Regions from separate parts of the Homo sapiens genome. Here all the other regions are linked to region 2. The links are chromatin contacts, found by Hi-C or POLR2A ChIA-PET in ENCODE. All regions are on one chromosome and are shown on one strand. The core of a region is the stretch at or near the end of the contact, and the rest is flanking DNA. Distances in the headings are between cores, read along the strand shown. Region 1 holds the start of SH2B3 (SH2B adaptor protein 3). Region 2 holds the start of ATP2A2 (ATPase sarcoplasmic/endoplasmic reticulum Ca2+ transporting 2). Region 3 overlaps SH2B3 (SH2B adaptor protein 3).

Region 1 (4,117 bases), core at 439-2,938, 1.1 Mb after region 2:
AAAGCACCACATGTATTCCCACCTCAGCACCTTTGCACATGCTGTTCCTTTGGCCTGGAATGCTCTTCCCTCAGACGTTATAGCACCTGGATCCTTCTTGTCATGGAGGGTTCTAAGCTCACATGTTAGTTCCGCAGAGGTGTCCTTCCTGAGCCCTGGATCTAAGACATCCCCTTCCAGCTCTCCATCCCGTAACTGTTTTGTCATTGTCATAGCTGATCCCACTTGCTTATTCGTGCCTTATGTCCCCCCACTAGAATATCAGCTCCACGCAGGCAGGGATATCTGTGTTGTTCACTGCTGTGTTCCCAGCGCCTAGAACAGTGCCTGGAAATGTGCGGAAAGCAGATTTTTGTGGCCTTTTTCTTCAAGGTCATTGGACACCAGGAATCCTGTAGCAGACCGCTCCCTTCCCCCATCTACTCGGAGTCTGGAAATCCCCACCTTCTGGGGAACCCCTTCCTGTAGTTCTAAGGTCAGGACTGGGGCCGATTTGTTTAACACAGAGAGCTTCCTGGAGCCAAGCCTCGAGCTAACTGCTTTAATGCATTAACTCACTTAATTCTCACTGCCAGGAGAGTGGGTACACATTATTTCCATTTCATAGGCAAGGAAGTGGAGAGGTACGGAGAAGTCAAGTCATTTGCCCGGGTAGGAAGAGGGGGAGGCAGTGGAATGGAGACACTTGCTGCCTGGGAAGACTCGAGGTGGCCCCTCCAAGCTGGGGGCGTGGGCGACTTGTTTCCTGTTGGGGGAGGGGGAGAAGAGTACATTCCTCCCTCCCCGCCCTCCCACATGTTGGGGGAGAGGCTGGCTGAGAGCATGTCCCACTCCGGACTAGGGGGAACCCCACTGTCCGTCTCAGCTCCCCATGAGGCCGTGGAGAAAATGTAAGTAGCCCGGGGGCGGGCAGGGGGGTGGGCGCAGAGGCCACGGAAGCCAGCGGTCGGAGAGGGCTTCCTGGAGAAAGATGCACCCCTCCTAGAATTGGGGGACAGGACGGGCGGCCGGAGCGAGGCTGGGCTATACGGGCACCGGCTGTAGCAAAGGCAAAGCTGAGGGCTGGGGCCAGAACCCAAATCGGGGGCCTGGGGCCGTGGCGGGTCGGGTCAGCATGATCGCAGATAGTCAGGGTCGGGCAGGGCTGGGCTCCCTCCCTGGGGCGATGATGAAAGCCGTGGTCGCTATTGCACCGCCCAGCCCTGCGGGCACTGATAAGGCCCTGCAGGAGGGAGTCAGCAAGGGCGCGCCCCCTGGAGGCCAGGCCCCTCGACCCTGCCCGCCCTAGGCCCCGCCCCTTCATCTGGCCCCGCCTCCAGGCGCTGAGGCACCTGGTGACCTGCCGGCGTTGAGTGGGTGGGGCTAAAGTCGCCCCGCCCCTCCGATCCTCACTTCTATCTTCAGACTGTGGGACGCGAAATCGGGTGGGCACGTGGTGGGCGTGGCTTCGCAAGGCCTCGCCTTTTTCCGGACCCGCGCCAGGAGAGCCCTCCGACCCTGGCAGCCGCGGACTAGCGGGATTGGTAGGCGGGGCCAGTCCGGGCTCCGCCCTCATGGCCCGCCCCTCCAGCCGAATCTCCGACTCGCGCGCGGCCTGAGGCGTGGCTCCTGGTGGCCCCGCCCCTGCCCCGCCCCTGTCGCGGCCGGCCTCCCCCGCCGGGCTCCGCTCGCACGGCCGGTTCCTCTTTACATAACGGCGCGGGGCGGCATGGGCCCGGGCCACCGCCTCCGCCCGGCTGCCCGCCCGGACTGTCGCGGCCCGCGGTGGCGACGGCGGCCGCTGCAAAGTTTCCCCGGCGGCGGCGGCCCGGGGGCGCATCCTCCCGCAACTGTCAAGCGCTGGCGGCGGAAATGATGAGGCGCTGGCCATTTTCCGAGCCCGGGTTTCCTGCCTGAGCCCCGCTCGAGCGAGCCGCGAGCGAGGAGCCGGCGGGCGGGAGAGGACGCGCCCAGGGCGGGGGCCCGCCCGCCCCCTCGGGATTTCGAGGGCCCGGGGGCGCGCGACGCCATGGGCCGGCCGGGCCCAGAGCTCCTGTCTCTCAGGTGAGCCCGCGTTTGCCCGCGCTCCCCTCCTCCGGGGCCGGGAGGGCTTTTGTGGGGAAAGAGGAGGCCCCGTGTCCAGTTCTGCCCGGGCTCTGCGCGTCACCCCCAGCCCAAAATACTGCCCTGCAGCCAACTCGGATGGAGGCGTTCCGGGGTGACGGCTCCCAGCGCCTACGACCCCCCACTCAGCCACTACCCCCACCCACACACGTGTTAGGGAGAGCGTTGGGGTAACTGAGGCCGTGGGATGGGGGAGAGGGCATCGCTGACGCCCCCAGCCCACCCTACGGTAGCCTCGCCGGTTGGGGGCGGCCCTCCCCTCAACTTGTGCCTGGGGAGGAGCGGTCAGGGGTCACCCATTGCTACCCTGAAAGTGAAAGTAGTCAAACTGAGGCTGTGAGCACAGATGAGCCCTTGGGTGTGGGGGCAGCGGGGGAGGATGCGCCGGCCCCTCCCCACTCCCCATTCCGGGCCATGTGGCTAAGAGGGTAGCGCCCTGATTCAGGAAGCCCCTCTCCCCAGTTCCTGCACTGCCGAGGTCGACCGGGCCAGGCCCCCGCATGCTGCTGAATTGGGCGGTTCACCAGGGCTAGGCGTCCCAGAGACAGGTTTCTGGTATTGATCCTCTCACACCTCTTGCCTGGGGTTCCCTGGGAATCCCCCGACCAAAAAACGTCTGGAGTGGGTGTTGGTCTTCTAGATCCGCACGGTAGGGATGGTATTTCAGAGGTCTCTGATGCCTGGTGCAGAAATCCCCTTCCCTCCCTTCCCTCCCTCCGGCCAGGGGAGCTTTGTTTTGAGGGAGGGGGACTGCATTTGAGGAACTGGAGAGGAGGGTCTGCCTGCCTGTCCCGCTTCTTTTTTTCTTTAGTTTCCTCATTCTCCTGTTTCTCTTCCCCATTCCCAGCCACAATGATGTAGGTGAGGAGGTCACTGCCTGCAGCTGGGGGCCTCCAGGGAGGGGCACGGCCAGGCTGGGCTGAGTGGGAGGAAGTGAAATCTGGTGGGGGGTTCAGAGCAGAGGCCCCGGCAAGGCAATGTCGGCAAGGCCAGCTTTGGTGGCAGGAGGGACCGAGATCTGACCCGCAGCCCCTCGCCGGGGAGATGACAGTTCCCTAACACCGGCTAGCAGCCAGGCCTCAGGGCCCCTGCCAGGGCAGTGGGCCTGTGGGTCTCCAGGGATGCAGGCGCAGGTTGTGTCTGGGTTTCCCATCACTGACCTGGCTGCCTGAGTGGAAACAGCTCTGGAGGCTCCTCGGGACCTGCCCTCGTGGAGGGAGAGCCGTCAGAGGCCACCTGGGCAGGCTGGGCTCGGAGGATGAGAGCCAGGGCCTACTGGGGGAAGTTGGAAGGGTTTTTAGTGCACTTTTCCTGAGCCTTTTCCCACTACCCCCTCTGGGAGGGAAAATCCTTCTGAGCCAAAGGGTGAGCATTCCTAGAACTTTTGTGAGTCCCTGTGGGCCACAGAGCGGCCAGCTGGGAAGGGGCTGGCTCAGAGCATCAGCAGCTGGGGGCTCAGGGTCTGCAGGGGCTCAGCAGGAAGTGGAGGAGGATAGTGAGGAGGGTCCTGGAGACTGTGCTTTGCTACTCCTATTGCCTTCGTTCAGCTGAAGGCGTGGGCAAGTGACTCTGCCCTCAGTTTCCCTCTGTGTAAAATGGGGGAGTAACAGGTTTGCAGTGGAGATTTAATGAGCCAGTGTGTAATGAGCACCTGCTGCCTGGCAAAGAGAGGTTCAGTTGCAGGTGGTGGTGGTGGTAGTGGTGATTTTATCATTGCCTTCATTAGTGTTACTGTTATTGGCTATGAGGTGTTCCTTCAGTAGTCTCCCTTGAGCATCTCTTGCATACATAGCACTGGAATTTCCTGGGTCTTTGGGAGCAGAATTTTGAAGATCTGGGCACTTCCTTAGCTATAAGGCCTTGCTTAACTGCCCCACCTCAGTTTCCTCATCTGTGAAATGGGTGTGCTAATAGTACCTACTTCCTAGAGTCATGGGAACCATGAATGAGTGAATTCACAGTGTCCAGAGTGGCTTGGTCAGGAGGAAGAGAAGAAGTAGCCTTGGGGCCGGAA
Region 2 (4,156 bases), core at 1,144-3,643:
GGCCAACATGGTGAAACCCCATCTCTACTAAAAATACAAAAATGAGGCAGGCATGGTGGCGTGCACCTGTAGTCCCAGCTACTTGGGAGGCGGAGGCACAAGAACTGCTTGAACCCAGGAGGCCGAGGTTGTGGTGAGCTGGGATTGTGCTGCTGTCCTCCAGCCTGGGTGACAGAGAGAGACTCTGTCTCAAAGGAAAAAAAAGAAGAAAAGAAAACTGAAAAATGTGATGGAAGGTGAATTGCCGAGAGTAGCCACTTTTTAATTTATTTATTATTTAATTTTTTTTTTGAGACAAGGTCTCACTCTGTTGTTGCTCAGGCTGGAGTGCAGTGGCGTGATCACAGATCACTGCAGTCTTGACCTCCTGGGTTCAAGCGATCCTCTCTCTTTAGCCTCCTGAGTAGCTGGGACTAAAGGTTCAGGCCACCACGCCCAGCTAATTTTTTTCTTTTTTTTTTTTAGTAGAGATGGAGTCTCGCTATATTGCCCAGGCTGGTCTCAAACTCCTGGGCTCAAGGGATCCTCCTGCCTCAGCCTCCCAAAATGCTGGGATTACAGACGTGAGCCACTGTGGCTGGGTAGCCACTTTAGACAGCAAAGACATCTCTGAGGAGGGGACATGTAAGCTGCGATCTGAATGGAAAGAGAACGACACAAGTGAAGAAGATCTGTGGGAAGAGCATTCCATACAAAGGCTGAGGTCAGGAACTCCTCCAGAAGCTCATAATTGCACCAGAGGTGCTTACAACCCCAAGCAGTGACAGTGGCACAGAATATTCAACATCAAATGCCTAAGCTAATTTCCAGGCTGAGAAAGGTAAACCATCCTTCTCCTGCCTGCAGTGCTTCTATCGGTCCTGAAAGAGACAGAGGAGGTAAGGGAGAAGAATTGGTACGAAATGGTGCAGAGCTGGTCTCAGAGGGCAACAACAGCCAGCCCTCCATGACCACACTCCCACCGTGCACTCACGTGCCCCTCTTGAAGCGGCTCTGATCCTGTGACCTAACCAGTTTCCACCTGGCTTCTCTCAGTGCGTTGCCATATAGTATAATTTTTTGTTTGTTTGTTTCGTGTAGGGTTTTGTTGGTTCTTTTCCAAGTATCAATCAAAACTACATGCCAACGTCCACTCCTTGGAAATAATTAAATGACATGACGTGCCTGATTTTTTCAGCTGGTGATGCACTGTAATTTGCATCTGCTGAAGGAATTTATCTTAAGTCCTGAAGCCCAGCCACTTGAGACAACTGAGGTGATTTTTCTGCTCTGCTTTTGCTCATGCGGATGGTGCGTTATTGTTAAACACAAAAGTGGACTAATTGCTTCATTCTGCAACCTACTCCGTGAAGAAAGCTGCTCTTCTTTGTGAAGAGAATATGTTCATGTTTTGTTCATGAATTCCATGCAATTTCCCATCCCCTTGTTAAGTAATGTAGCTTCTTTATATTGGCAAAATTCCCTTTATCTTGCTGTGACCTGCGCTTTGTCCTCCCGAGCAGAGCAAATCATCTGTGGTTTAAGAGCAGCTTTGGATTCAAGTCCCCTTTTCTCCTGTCGAGGGAAGTGAGTCTATGAAATGGCCTTCATCTGAAAGCCACAGCGAAGCACCTCCTAGCCCAAGTCTAGCTGCTGTGTGGCAGCTCCAGCGGCGTGAACTGTGACTGCCCTGCAGACACCTATCAAGCGCTGCGTCAGCTATTAATAATAAAATCAACTCTTCTCCCTCCCCCCCGCGAGGGGGGTTCCCTCGTCAGGGCCCAGAACCCGCTGGGGAAGAATCGGGGCTGGCGTGCGAAGGAGCTGGCGGCAGGGGGTGTAGGATGCGGTGTTCCCGAGGCGACAGATGAAGGATTTGGGTTGTGTGGGAAGTGAACTGCGGAATTCCTCCCCTTGGTTTCTGAGGGGGGCTCTGAAGGAGCCAGATTAGGATGCAGAGCGCAGCCCGGGCGACCGAGGGCGAGGAGGCGAGCCAAGGACATCAGCCCGAGGGCGCCTCGAGACGCCCCGCGTGGACCGCGCTCCCAGCTCCTCGGCCTCGCCTTCCAACCATCCGCCCACCGGCCCCAGAGCAGCGTGCCCACTGTGAGCGCCCCACCCTGCGTCTGCAGGTGGGTGGGTCAGAGAACCGCAGGCACAGAAGAGGGTACCCAGCTTCCCCTCCGCCAGCCCCGCGACCGCGGCGCGCGCGGCCTCGATCCGGGTTCCTAGGGGCGGCGCGCGGGAGGGGGCGGGGCCTGCGCGGCAGCGTGGGCGCCAGGCGCGCGGGAGGAGGGAGCCGGGAGGAGGGGGCGGGGCCGCGCCGCCCGCGCCGCGCTGGGCGCTCTCGGCCAATGAGCGGCGTCCACATGCCGCGGCGGCGGCGAAAGGGGAGGCAGCGGCCGATAAATGCTATTAGAGCAGCCGCCGCGGAGCCGTCCCCGACGCCACCTCCTTTTCCTTCGCCGCAGTTTCCTCCGCCGCTGTCGGGCGTGCGGCGCTGAGGGACCCGGGCGAGCGCGCCGCGCACCGCCCCGCCGGCTCGCCTCCCTCGCCGCGTTCCGCCCTCAGTGGTCTGCCGGGCGCCCCCTCCTCCGGCCCGGGCGGGGCCTCTGATCGCCTCAAGAGAGCGGGGAGGGGGCTCGGGGGCCGCGGCCTGCCCTCCCGGCGGGCGGCTGAGGGCGAGGGAGGCCCTCCCTTCTGGCGAGGGGAGGGAGGGTGGGTCAGGAGCCCCCAACCCGCCCTGCGGAGCTCGGGGCCGCGCGAGGGGCGGTTGTCTGGGGGAGGGGGCGCGGGGTGATTCAGCGCCCGGCGAGGCGGAAGCGGCCGCAAGAGGAGGAGGGGAGAGCCCGTCCGCGCCTGGGCTCCCGGGGTGGCACGAGCCCGCGGCCGGAGTGCGAGGCGGAGGCGAGGAGGCCGCGGGGACGGGAGGCGAGGCCGGCCGGGCCCCCGAAGCCATGGAGAACGCGCACACCAAGACGGTGGAGGAGGTGCTGGGCCACTTCGGCGTCAACGAGAGTACGGGGCTGAGCCTGGAACAGGTCAAGAAGCTTAAGGAGAGATGGGGCTCCAACGGTAGGTGCAGGGCGCTCCGCTGCAGGGGCCCGGCGCGGCCGGGAGAGCCAGGGAAGATGGCTGACCGGGCTCCACCTCGTGGGCTTCGGCTCCGCGCCCGCCGACAGCTGCGGGCGGAGGGTCGGGCCAGCGCGCCGGCCCCGCGGGAGAGAAAGGGGCTGCGGTCCTCGCCTCGCCTTCCCTGGACCTCTTCGCTTCTCGGGCCCTCGACCTTTTCGGCGCGCAAGGCTCGGAGGCTTCTCTCCAGCAGCAGCCGGCCCCGGTGGAGGGAGGGACGTGGCTTCTGCAGCTAGGTTGAGCCCGGCAAGACGTTTTCTCGTCCCCTGCCGATTTATGAGGAGTCGAGGTCGTTGGAAGGCCTCTGACCGTTCTTGTCCTACCCAAAGTTACACATCTGGCAGAAGTGATGACATCGCTGAAACCACTCCTAGGTTCAGGAGCCCGAAGTGATTTCACGCTTAGGGCTAGACCTCAGGCCATTGATTACAAAGAGTGCATGCTTCCTTGAGATATCTTCGTGGTATGCCCTCTGCTAAAAAAATCGGATATTCTTATAGCTAGGTCTGTGTTTTAAAGATATTGATGCTTAGAATTGTAGCAGTTCTTTTTAGAAAAACGAAGTGCTAAAATGTCTCTCTCTTTTTTTTTTTAACCTCCCTCTTGACACATTGCTTGACGAATTTCTACATTCTACAGAGTTACCGGCTGAAGAAGGTAATCTTAACATGCTGTTTCTGTTTTTTTTCCTCTGTTGGTGTGCTGATGGTAAGATGACAGTTAAAACACATGTGTTTGTTTCTTACAGGAAAAACCTTGCTGGAACTTGTGATTGAGCAGTTTGAAGACTTGCTAGTTAGGATTTTATTACTGGCAGCATGTATATCTTTTGTAAGTATAAAAAAATTTATTTTCTTTCCCCCCAAAAGCTGAAAGTATTCCATAGATAAATCAGAAAACAAATGATGTCCATTGGGTGAAAACATATTTGGAGTTGCAAGCTGTGTCTCTATGTTTAAAAACAATCTGGGCATTTTAAAATTACAAAACAAAACACTTGAAGCCATTGGTATTCAGAAAATAGATGCCTGACATTTACAGTGTG
Region 3 (3,927 bases), core at 1,046-3,545, 1.1 Mb after region 2:
TGCCCCTGTGAGCAGTGAGTCCTTAGAAGGACTTACTGTCAGTATTATTGATGGCACTGTTAACTAGGGCCCTGCATGGGTGGGGGCACCTGTTTTGGGCTCTTGGACTAGGAAAAGCTCCTGTGGCCATTTTATCCAATGCCACCATTTTATAGATGCCAACACCGAGGCCTGGAGGGGGCTGGCCAGCGCCCCTCACCTGGCACAGAGGACTCTGCCTGGCACATCCCACCCATGGCCTCTGATGCCCAGCTTGGAGAAGTGGTAGAAGAGGGGCTGGGGGATGCCTCAGGGGGACTTAGCCCTCAGCCCTGAGCCCCCCGCTGCATCACAGGCCTGAGTGCCCAGGAGGCAGTGGTCTGGGTAGGAGTGGCTGCGACTCGGGGGTAAATGTGCTTCAGAGCCATCCCCACTCATCCCCTTTCGAGCCAGGTGTCCCTGGTGTGTGACTTGGCCTTGCTGGGCCTCAGTTTTCTGTAAAATGGGAAGTGTCATGGGGGGCAGGCTACGGTAAGCACTGATAGGGCAGGTGAGGGGCAGCCTCGGGCCCACCCTTCTGGCAGGAGACATTTGGGGCACCCAGAAGCCCTGGAACAAGGCCACTCTGACCTTGATTTTGGGAGCACAAAGTCCCCCCAAGAGATAGCACAGGAGCCCGGGTGTCTGATGAGTGACCCATCCCTTGGGGGCCTCAGTTCCTGGGTGTGCCTGGGTCTGCAGGGGAGGCAGAGGCACAGGTGGGCAGCTCCCTCTGGGTGGGCTGTGACCCTGCCTGGGCACAGGAGGGCCGTGCCCGTCCGTCCTTGCCGTGATTCTTCCAGGTGGCACCGCCCTCACACCTCCTTTACAGAGGAGGAAACTGAGACCCGGGGAGGCCACAGGAGTCGGGCTCTGGGCCCAGAGCCTGGGCGGGGATGCAGGAGCCACCCCCATGCCTCCGGGTGTGGGAAAGGGGAAGCAGAAAGAAAGGGACGTCCGCCGGAGGCCTGGCGGTTTCCTCTCGGGGCAGGAGTGCGAGGAGGAGGAGGAGGAGGAGGAGGAGGAGGAAGAGGAGGAGGAGGAGGAGGAGGGACGGCAGGAAGCCGCCTCGGGCTCTGACAGGCGCGGCCCTGGCCTGCCCCTGCCCTTCTGAGCCTGTGACCCGGGGGAAGGCACTTTGCCCTCCCTGTGCCTCAGTTTACTCAAGTAAAAATAGCTGAATGATGGCTCTGGCCCCAGGATCAACTGAGTGCTGTCTGGGAAGCACCTAGAGCTGTGCCCAACACAGCCAGTGTTCGCTGGGGCCTGCAAGGCTTTGCTGCTGCAGGCATCACTGGCGTTGTCATTTTTATTTATTATTTATTTATTTAGAGACAGAGTCTCGCTCTGTCGCCCAGGTTAGAGCAGAGTGGTGTGATTTTGGCTCACTGCAACCACCGCCTCCAGGGTTCAAGCAATTCTCCTGCCTCAGCCTCCCGAGTAGCTGGGATTACAGGCGCCCACCACCACACTCCGCTAATTTTTCTGTATTATTAGTAGAGACGCGGTTTCGCCATGTTGGCCAGGCTGGTCTCGAACTCCTGACCTCAGGCTGTCCATCTGCCTCGGCCTCCCAAAGTGCTAGGATTACAGGCGTGAGCTACCGCGCCCGGCCCATTTTTATTAATTGGTTTTCATGTGACAGGCACTGTGTCCGCCACATCCCATGGAATCCTTATCACAAACCCCGGAGGTGGGGACAGTGATGAAGCCATTTCACAGCCAAGAAAACTAGGCACAGAGAGGTCCAGAAACTTGCCCGAGGCCCCAGAGCTGGTAGGTGGCCAAGGCAGGAAATGAGAGTCCCTGGTGGGTCTGCCAAGGCCGGGGGGCACCAGGGGCAGGGGGTTTGTGTTTAGGCCCCAGAACAGGCAGAGAGAAAGCACCCACCCTCCACCGTCAGAACGAGCCTGTATCCCGGCAAGCAGGGCAGACTGAGCCCTGGTCTTGGCAGGCAGGCAGAGCTCAGGTCCTGGCGGGCACACAGGCTTAAGAAGCCGGTTTTTTCCTGGGCCCACGTCTCCTGGGGGACCAGCGGCAGAGGCTCCTGGGGTAGGAACGGAGGTCCCATCCTCACTCTGTCCTGGGCTGCCATGTGACCCAGGTAGGTCCCAGTCCTCTCTGAGCTATGAAGTGGGTGCCTGCAGTGGCCTTCTGGGAGTGATGGGGAAGGCGGAGGGGGTTGGGCAGGGCTCCTGCGGCCCCAGCCACACACACTGCCGCCCCATCTGCCCCCTTATTGGGGTTCCATGCAAAATCGTTTTTGAAAAAGTGCTTTGCCGCTTAGAAGAAACCCCCGACCGCGCTGAAACCACGGGGGCAGATGGTATCGGGGCGCTTCCTTTCAGCTCAAATTCTGCGAATCCACAGCCTAGAAAGTGCCCTGAATCCAACAAGGGGGGAGGTAATTAAGTTATTATGGTCCATCCCCACCCCGTCCTGCTTACCAGGCCTGGCTGCTCTTACTGGCTTCTTGGAAGTTGGTGTGGTATTTTTTTGTTTTGTTTGTTTTCGAGGCTGGTATTGAGATGAGACCATTGTGGGGTCAGGGCTGTGGGCTTGGAGGTTCAGGGTCAGGGTCCAGGGGCGAAGGGTGGACGCTGGAGAAGGGCAGATGGACAGGGTCAGGTTCAGATCTTGGCTCTTGTATCCTTGCTGTGTGGCTCTGGGCCAAGAACTTGGCCTCTCTGCGCCTCAGTGGCTCATTACAGAAAATGGGATGCCAGCACTTGCCTTAGTGGGTTGTTTTGAGCCAACTGCAGGCTCAGGGAGTAGCTGGCATGATGTGTTCCTACCCTGAAGGGCAGAAAAAGGGGAAGGAGGCCACCAGATCCCACAGGTGGGTCCCCAGGGTCCCTCCCCGGGATGGGCAGCAGCCTGGCTGCTCCCCACAGCAACCCCTGGCTGGCCCCATTGGCGCTGCTGGAAATCCCCCACCCAGTTCTTTGTGAATGGAAAAGGAAACTGATTGCGCTAGAAGAGGTCTCCGAGTGCCGGCCGGGGGTGGGTGGCGGGGGGGGCTTCCTCTCCCAGTGCAGGAGGGGCCACCTCAGCTTCCTTTCTGGGGCCCCATACCCCCTTTTTCCTATCTCCCCTCTGAGTTGAGGAGGAGGCTGTGGCCCCCGCCCACTGTTTGGCCTCTGGAACCACTGGGTGACAGTGTACATCGGGGCGATTAAGGGCCACCTGGCCTCTGGACCTCCCTCGCTGTGGCTGCTGCCTGGGACCCCCCACCCCATGCCTGACTCGAACCCCAACCTCAGCTCTACACACAGGGGCACCACTGTAGGAGGAGAGAGAAACCTCTCTCTAGGGAACCACCTGGAAGGGGGCCCTGCCCTGTCTTCATCTGGGTACCCCATGTAATCTAGGAAACTGTCTTTAACTTGCCGAGGGCCTCCATGTCTGAGTTCCTAATGTTTTTTATTTTGCTTTTTCAATTAATAAAGCTCATGGCAGAAACTATTTAAAGAAAAAAAAAAACAGTAACAGAAAAACCTCCCACAATCTCACTACCCAGAGAGAACCAGCATTTCCATTTTGGTAGATGTCATTATTGTCATTTTTGTTTTGTTTTTGAGACTGGGGGACACTGCTCTGTCCCCCAGACTAGAGAGCAGTGGCGCCATCTCGGCTCATTGCATCCTCAACCTCCTGGGCTCAAGGTGATCTTCCCACCTTAGCCTCCCAAGTAGCTGGGACTATTTAATGCTGCTATTAGCATAGACATTAGCAGGACACCATGCCCTGCTAATTTTTAAGTTTTTTTGTAGAGACAAACTCTCACTATGTTGCCTAGGCTGGTCTTAAACTCCTAGGCTCAACAGTCCTCCCGCCTAGGTCTCCCAAAGTTCTGGGATTTACAGGCGTGAGCCACCACCACACCCAGCCTCTTCTCTGTCTTTAACT

What was found. Hi-C counts contacts between places; a loop is a spot of excess contacts on that map. ChIA-PET counts read pairs that join two places held with the same protein, here RNA polymerase II (POLR2A). Pooled maps may share reads with other maps.
Region 1: a loop to region 2 is called in a pooled map, with 31 times the contacts of the local background. The contact joins the promoter of SH2B3 here to the promoter of ATP2A2 in region 2. A Hi-C loop is called at or near these places in 2 of 37 single-sample maps with no recorded cell type and 9 of 50 pooled maps.
Region 3: a pooled map shows a loop between it and region 2 (10-fold over the local background). The contact joins the enhancer-like site here to the promoter of ATP2A2 in region 2. A Hi-C loop is called at or near these places in 6 of 50 pooled maps. POLR2A ChIA-PET finds 5 or more read pairs at or near these places in 3 of 52 experiments (GM12878, K562 and WTC11).

Annotation. Positions count from the first base shown.
Region 1 is chr12:111,404,235-111,408,351 of GRCh38, forward strand. It overlaps SH2B3 (SH2B adaptor protein 3), which reads left to right and starts at 1,689. Exons shown (of 8, transcript NM_005475.3): 1 at 1,689-2,043. RefSeq lists silencers at 1,168-1,327, 1,448-2,027.
Region 2 is chr12:110,278,854-110,283,009 of GRCh38, forward strand. It overlaps ATP2A2 (ATPase sarcoplasmic/endoplasmic reticulum Ca2+ transporting 2), which reads left to right and starts at 2,394. Exons shown (of 20, transcript NM_170665.4): 1 at 2,394-3,054; 2 at 3,751-3,768; 3 at 3,860-3,942. The coding sequence starts at 2,937. RefSeq lists enhancers at 1,902-1,971, 3,089-3,843 and silencers at 2,062-2,661, 2,752-3,261.
Region 3 is chr12:111,428,001-111,431,927 of GRCh38, forward strand. All of the region lies in intron 2 of SH2B3 (SH2B adaptor protein 3), which reads left to right. Among named protein-coding and RNA genes, the nearest start is that of SH2B3, 24 kb to the left of the region's middle. RefSeq lists an enhancer at 2,734-3,043. Within about 2 kb of position 2,296, at least 12 of the 41 ENCODE cell types and tissues checked have a DNase peak (open chromatin) inside an H3K27ac peak, as active enhancers do; they include GM12878, where a contact is called at or near this core.